3 separate regions of the Homo sapiens genome follow, and all the other regions are linked to region 3. The links are chromatin loops, found by intact Hi-C in ENCODE. Cell type or tissue: gastrocnemius medialis. All regions are shown on one strand.

Region 1 (2,500 bases), 170 kb before region 3:
TAGAAAATTCTTTTTTTTTTTTTTTTGAGGCGGAGTCTCACTCTTTTGCCCAGGCTGGAGTGCAGTGGCGCAATCTTGGCTCACTGCAAGCAAGCTCCGCCTCCGGGGTTCACGCCATTCTCCTGCCTCAGCCTCCCAAGTAGCTGGGACAACAGGCGCCCACCACCACACCCGGCTAATTTTTTGTATTTTTAGTAGAGACGGGGTTTCACTGTGTTAGCCTGGATGGTCTCGATCTCCTGACCTCGTGATCCGCCTGCCTCGGCCTCCCAAAGTGCTGGGATTACAGGCGTGAGCCACCGCGCCCAGCCAAATCTTAGAAAATTCTGTCATTGATTTTATTTTTTCCTGAAAAGTGAAAAAAGACTCTGACTGCTCAATTTTAATAGCGGAGTATCTTTTGAAACAATAACGTGATAATAAATTTGCAGCTGCGTGTGGTGGCTCATGCCTGGAATCCAAGCAATTTGGGAGGCTGAGGTGGGAGGATTGCTTGAGCCCAGGAGTTTGAGACCAGCCTGGGCAACATAGGGAGACCCTGTCTCTATATTGAAAAAATTTTTATTTTAAATATAAAAAAAATAAGTAAGGGCTGGACTCAGTGGCTCATGCCTGTAATCCCAGGACTTTGGGAGGCAGAGGTGGGTGGGTTGCTTGAGTGCAGGAGTTCAAGACCAGCCTGGGCAACATGGTGAGACTCTGTCTCCACTAAAAATACAAAATAATTAGCCTGGTGTGGTAGCGCTTGCCTGTAATCCCAGCTACTCAGGAGGCTGAAGCAGGAGAATCACTTGAACCCAGGAGCTGAAGGTTGCAGTGAGCCTGGATTGCGCCACTGCATTCCAGCCTGGGTGGGTGACTCTGACTCTTTCTCCAAAAAAAGAAAGAAAAAAAGAAAGTATATTTGAGAAGTATTATCCTAACAAATAAGTATTCCAGTATAAGTGATATTCTGACCTTAAAAAATAATATCTCTTCTCTATATGGGCTCATAAAAAATAATAAAAATACTATGACATTTGTATATCATCTTACTACTTACATGGAACTACCATATTGATTCTATTATTTGACCCTGAAAAGTAATGTCAGAAGCAATTATTATAATTATAACCATTTAAATGATGAGGCAAGTGAGAATGAGTTAGATTGTTCCCAGGCGTGCATCTTATTGGTAGAAGAGTTGGTGGACAGGCCCAGATCTGCCTTCCAAAACCCCACATGTAGGCTGGGTGGGGTGGCTTATGCCTGTAATCCCAGCACTTTGGGAAGCTGAGGTCACTTGAGCCCAGGAGTTCAAGGCTGCAGTGAGCTATTATTGCAGCACTGCATTCCAGTCTGGGTGACTGAGTGAATGAGATCCTGTCTCTAAAAAAGGGAAGTGCGTGCATGCGCGTGTGTGTGTGTGTTGAGACAGGGTTTCACTCATGCCACCCAGGCTGGAGTGCAATGGCACCATCTCGACTCACTGCAACCTCTGCCTCTGAGGCTCAATGGATCCTCCAACCTCAGCCTTCCAAGTAGCTGGGACTACAGGCTCATGCCACTGTACCTAGCTAATTTTTGTATTTTTCATGGTGATGGAGTTTCGCCATGTTGTCCAGGCTGGTCTCAAACTCCTAAGCTCAAATGATTGGCCCACCTCTGCCTTCCAAAGTGCTGGGATTACAAGCATGAGCCACCACACCCGGCAAGCTTCAATTGTGCTTCCAGGGCTCTTAAAGTATCTGTAGACCCAAGATGTCTGGGGGTGGAGGTGTGTGAGGCAGGGCCAGGAGGTAGCACCTCTGATGGGCCATGGTGATAAGATTGAGACCAGGGGAGGAATTAGGCCACATGCTAGCCTCTGGTCTCTGGTTGACTTTTCTTGTTTCATTTGCCCACGGCTGGTTATCCCAACTGCCTCTGACAAAGATTTTTCAGCGACCATAATCAGGCTGATCCCACAAATAAGCTCAAGCTAAGAATAAATGCAGCGCTGGGGAACATGAACATGAACATGAGCATTAAAACCAGGATCATAGTCACCACAGGCCCATAGTTCCATATCTGAAATCCTTGGAGCCACATGGCTTTCAGGACTCAGGGTGTTACCTACCACTGCTGGTGGACTCTCCTGCAGTATTGTGCAATCAAGCATCTTACTATTTCTGAAGCCAAAGGATAGATATGCACATGGAATGAGACAATGTCTATAAATAGGCTCATGTCAGTTCAGGCCAGGTCAGGCCTTGACATGCAATGAGTTATGTAGTAAGTTGTGGTTTGGGGAGCTTCTTGAATTTCAGCATTGTGGATAAGGAATAATAGACCCTTATCCGTGTAATGCCATCGTCACGCCATTTTCTCCTCATTACTCATCTCAAAGACAAAACATCTTCTTGCTGGAGTTCACAATCGCTAGTGTTCGATTCCTTAGAAGGACATGTGATGTCATCATTCTTGGGATGCCTCTTAATATGGGAAGGCCCAGTTTTTGACCCTGAAGAATTACCTTTAG
Region 2 (2,500 bases), 540 kb before region 3:
ACAACTAGACTATAAATAATTTCAAATAAACCGCAAGGGAAGGAAAGACATTATTACTTTTCTTTCTCTGCACAAGGCAGATGAACAAGCTGAGGAAGGAAACATTTGGGGACACACAAAGGAAAAGGTCCCTATAAGGAAATGGGGCTACCTGGCCCTAAAAATTCTTAACCACAGACATAATCACTGTTCACTTACCCAGCAACTATATATAGAATGGGTGCTTATTATTTAAGGGTAATAATATAATACGTGCTTTAAATCACATAGAGCCCTCGGAGTGGTGCTTATCAAAGTGTGATTCTTCAACCAGCAACAAAAGAATCACTTGGGAGCATACTAGAAATGCAAATTCTCAGGCACCACCTCAGACTTAACTGAATCAAAAACCCTCAGGGCAGGACCTAGCCAGTCTGTGTTTTAACCAGTCCTCCAGATGATTCTGATGCACGCTTACATGTGAGAAATACTGGGTTATAGCCAATGCTATAAGGTGTAATGGTTGCATTTATCAGACAAGGAAACAGAGAGGCTCAGACACTTTTAAGTAGCTTTTAACAGCTTAGATACAAACCAAACATCTAACTTTATTCAAAAACCTGTGCTTCTGCAGCAGGAGAACAGGGTCTGGAGGGAAGGAGCCTAAGGACTTCCTAGAACTAAATCAAACGGAAAAACTGCCAACCTTCTAGCCCAAGTAAATAACTTTGTAACATTCCAAACTTTCCAGCTATGGCAGGAAACTTCACTTCATCCTCTTCATTCACATGGGGCATACACCAAGTAACCAATGGGAAACCTCTAGAGGGTATTTGAACCCCAGAAAATTCTGCAACCAGTGCTACTGAGACACTGGCTTCGAGCCCACTCCCAGTCTGTGGAGCGTACTTTTCTTGTTGTTGTTGTTGTTGTTGTTGTTGTTGTTTTTGAAGGTGAGAGTAGCTGGAGGATGACAGAGTCCCAAGTCTGCCCAGGCTGAGGTGCAGTGGCGCAATCTCAGCTCACTGCCACCTCTGCCTCTTAAGTTGAAGTGATGCCTCAGCCTCAGCCTACCGAGTAGCTGGGATTATAGGCGTGAGCCACCATGCCTGACTAATTTTGTATTTTTAGTAGAGACAGGGTTTCACCATGTTGGCCAAGCTGGTCTTGAATCCCTGACCTCAAGAGATCCACCCGCCTTAGCCTCCCAAAGTGCTGGGATTGCAAACGGGAGCCACCACACCCGGCCTGTAGAGTGTACTTTCGTTTCAATAAATCTGTGTTTTTTTTTTTTCATTGCTTTGTGTGTTTTGTCCAATTCTTTGTTCAAAACGCCAAGAACCTGGACACCCTCCACCGGTAACACACTGGTACCAGCTGAACTGTGGGTCTCAGTGGCTTAGCAAAAGTGCAGGAGCACTACTGAGCACAGTGAGCCTGTGTACCTAACCAGGCATTCCTGAGAACAGGCTTCCTACTGGATTTATTTCACAAGAGATAAGAGTCCTTTCCAGTGGCATACCTTTAGTGACTTGGCTTAAGAGGATTTCAACAGAAACCACAAAACAGACTGCTTCACAGCTCTGATTCAATGTCCCTGAATAAAGGGACAACACTGGAGACAGAACCTCTCTGGAAAAAAATCTATGGGGTCATTATCCAAACTGCCATCTGTAAATTTCTTACAGTGCTTAAATTGCTTCATTGAAAGGGAAAAAGATAAGAGTCTTCAACACTTTCTTTAGAAACTTAATTTCAATTAACTAATTGCAATTTAAAATTATATCCTGGTCTTCTGAGGCTTGAACCAAGAAATGTGAATAATATGTAAAGAGCTTGTTTACACTAAAAGTAGTGGAGGCAGTGGTAACAGCAACACAGAAGGCACAAGCCGTCACTGTCTTCAAGGTGTTTGTCAGAATTATTCCTCATGACCTTCAGAAGGGTAAAGCTGAAGGAGCCATACCCTCCTCTCCTTGGCCTCAAACAATTCCCAAAACCCAAACAGCAGGAAGGCATCGTTTATGAGACATACGGATCGCAGCTGATGGAAAACATCAGCGTGCATTTGGGTTCCTAAATCATTTCAAAACATTAATCAGGAAGACTCACAGCACCCAGTCCTATCTAAGCCATAGATTCCTCATTTAGGGAATGGGATGATCTCACATTCACATGATCTGTAAGGGCTCTATTTATCCCAGCACAGTTCAATTAGGCTGAATTGCAGGAGGCATAAGAAATGATAATCAGGAGAGAAATTATGGCAAAGGCAGTTCAACTCCCTACAAAGGGGAAAAACTACAAGCTCCAGAAAGGCCAAGTGCCAGTCCACATTACACAATGGTATTTGCCGGAACAACAAGCAGATTACAGCCCTGCACGGTACCAATAGTCTACAGGCTGTCACAGTGAATGCAAACATATTTCTTGGGGGCTGAGTAACAGGCTGAACAAATTTGTAACTATGTTCCAGAAAAAGAATGGCTCTGAAAACAACATATATTTAGAAACTGCTAGA
Region 3 (2,500 bases):
ATGAAGGCAGAGATTGGGGCGATGCAGCAGAAGCCAAGAATCGCCCAACACGGCAGCAAACCATCAGGAGCTGGGAGAGACACAGGGAACAGATTTTCCCTCGGGGCTCACAGAAGGAGCCCCCCTTGCCCACACCTTCAACTTGGACTTGCAGTCTCCTGAACCGTGGAACAATGAATTTCTGTTGTTTGAGGCACTTGGTTTGTGGCACCTTGTGATGGCAGCCCTAGGAAACTCACACCAGTAGAAATATGACATTAGATTTCTACAAGCTGGTGAACACCACCTCCCCATACTCCTCGTGCAGTGACTTTGCATTGTTAGCTTGAAATAGCCACAGCAACTGATTTGTAAACAAACGCTACAAATCAGGCTGGATTTATTGTCTCATTGGTTGTCTAGACAAGGGGTTGGGAACTACAGCCTGTGGGCCAAATCTGGGCCCCCACTTGCTTTCATAAAAAGTTTTATTGGGACATAGCAGGGACGCTCTTTTGTGTTCCTGTTGTCGACGGCTGATTTGGCACTACAATGGCCCCGTTGAGTAGTTGTGACAGAGACCGAATAGCTCACAAAGTTAATATTTACTATCTGGCTCGTAAGAGTCAAATTTTATGGAACCCTTGGTCTAGACTTAAGGAAGTGAGGGAGATAATATTAAACATACAGATAAAACTTTAAAGTCTGCCTATCAATAGCCATTACTTTGTGAATGACACAAAAAAATTTGAGAAAATCTTCCTCCAGTCTTTGACAACTGTATCTGATTCTGTAAAGGAGTTGTTCCTATCATTGACGAATGAGTGGAATTCTGACACAGATCTTAGTTGTTTCACTTTCCTGTTGTTTACATAAATGAAAATAGCAACCAACAGCCATCCCAGAACTATACTTGTTCATCAGTTGCCACACTGGTTGGCTACAGAGAAGAGAGTTTGTCAAAAATCAATGGAAGTTGCTGGGTGTGGTGACTCATGCCTGTAATCACAGCACTCTGAGAGGCTGAGGCAGGAGGATGGGGCAGGAGTTCGAGACCAGCCTGGGCAACATAGTGAGACCCTGTCTCTGGTTATTATATTTAAAAATAAAAATAAGTAAAATAAAAATCAATGAAAGCATACATAAGAAACAATTGGCTATATGGAATTTACCAGATTGTGTGTATCATATAGCAGTAAAGTTTATAATAAACCTATGTGTTTACATCTACATATGCACACATTTTCTCTCCTGGAGAGCCACTTATTAAACTTTTATCAGCACGCCACTTCACCTAACCTCTGTGCGACACCTGCAGCTGGGCAGAGGACACATAGTTTGTGGGGCTGTTGCCATATGACTCTGGCCTTGGCTTGGTTTCACCACCATGCTGCCTAAGGGAGCACAGTTGGTAGAAACAACTGCGGTAGGAAGGCCCAGTGGCACGAAGGAACTGGGCTTGGCTACTCCCTGCCCTGGGGGATGGACAGTACGTACCAAGCTTCAGGGGTGAAGCAGGCCTGCTGATGAAGGGGTGCCAATGCAAATCCGAGGTTGGACTTGCTCCCACCAGTGATAGAAGTCCTTCAGCAAGGGAACAACAGGGTGACAGGCCTGATTTAAGAAGCCAGATTTGGTAACAATGTGAAGGACAGATTGGATGGGAACAACCAGCTCTGGGGCTGTCACAATCTGTGGTTTAGTAAACAGAGCTCAGAAAGTCCATGGCTCTGCCCTAGGCATGTTTTTTGGCATTTGTAAAAAAGGCTTGCAAAATGTTAAGAAATGGGATCCTTGCTTGACTGTAGAAGTCTCAATGGAACCCCAGAGCCTACAAAACAGAAAAATAGAAAAGCAATTCTGAAAAGCTTTGCCAAATGGCTGTCATGTGGCTTTCTACCATCCCTCTGTTGCTTTCTAGGTGCCTATTAGAAATGAAGAAATAGTTTGGCAGCGACCTTCCCTTGAAACAAGCAGTTATGGATGGAGGGCCTTGATTTGAAACTAAGACTGTGCATTTGCAGTAACTTGACAAGGCTCTTGGGTTCCATGGAGAATATATTGGGTGGGGCCGCCCACAGCACCTTGGGTTCATCTCTAGCAGGGCATGTCAACTCTTACCTGGTCTTCCCAGCCCGTGACGGCAGATGCCGGGACAGTTGCTCACCACATAGCAAAAGCTGCTCATGACATTGCAAACCCCTCACTACCCAGCAAGGCAATGACTTTAGTCAGTATCCTGTCCTCAGGATGGTCTTCTTACAGCTGCTTCTTTCCCCCAAGCCCAGGTTTGATTTTAGGTGGGAAGGATTTAAGAAACTTTAACTTAGGCCAGGTGTGGTGGTTGACACCTGTAAACCCAGTACATTGAGAGGTTGAGGCGGGATGATTGCTTGAGCCCAGGAATTCAAGACCAGGCTGGGCAACATAGTAAGACCCTGTCTCCCTCTGAAAAAAAAAAAAGAAACTGCAATTTGTTGCTCTGCCATCTGGCATGCAGCCCCGGACTTGTCCGCTACAT

What was found. A loop is a pair of places that touch in the nucleus more often than their neighbours do. Peaks named below come from ENCODE experiments on the same cell type or tissue, not always from the same donor. Only the 100,000 strongest peaks of a DNase experiment are listed, where the experiment ranks them.
Region 1: it touches region 3 in a loop (15-fold over the local background); 4 of 110 quality-filtered maps call a loop at or near these places.
Region 2: a loop joins it to region 3, with 2.6 times the contacts of the local background. A loop is called at or near these places in 3 of 110 quality-filtered maps.

What each region holds. Positions count from the first base shown.
Region 1 is chr6:15,062,494-15,064,993 of GRCh38, reverse strand. No RefSeq gene overlaps it. Among named protein-coding and RNA genes, the nearest start is that of JARID2-DT, 180 kb to the left of the region's middle. In gastrocnemius medialis, no CTCF peak of the experiment used is centred here; DNase peaks (open chromatin) are centred at 1,373 and 2,143; H3K27ac peaks cover 1,399 bases.
Region 2 is chr6:15,430,875-15,433,374 of GRCh38, reverse strand. All of the region lies in intron 3 of JARID2 (jumonji and AT-rich interaction domain containing 2), which reads right to left. Among named protein-coding and RNA genes, the nearest start is that of DTNBP1-AS1, 110 kb to the left of the region's middle. RefSeq lists a silencer at 380-429. In gastrocnemius medialis, no CTCF peak of the experiment used is centred here; a DNase peak (open chromatin) is centred at 1,124; H3K4me3 peaks cover 480 bases; H3K27ac peaks cover 2,500 bases.
Region 3 is chr6:14,887,812-14,890,311 of GRCh38, reverse strand. The region is part of intron 2 of LOC105374945 (a long non-coding RNA gene); the gene reads left to right. Among named protein-coding and RNA genes, the nearest start is that of JARID2-DT, 360 kb to the left of the region's middle. In gastrocnemius medialis, CTCF peaks have their summits at 1,098 and 1,299; DNase peaks (open chromatin) are centred at 1,001, 1,451 and 2,101; H3K27ac peaks cover 2,421 bases.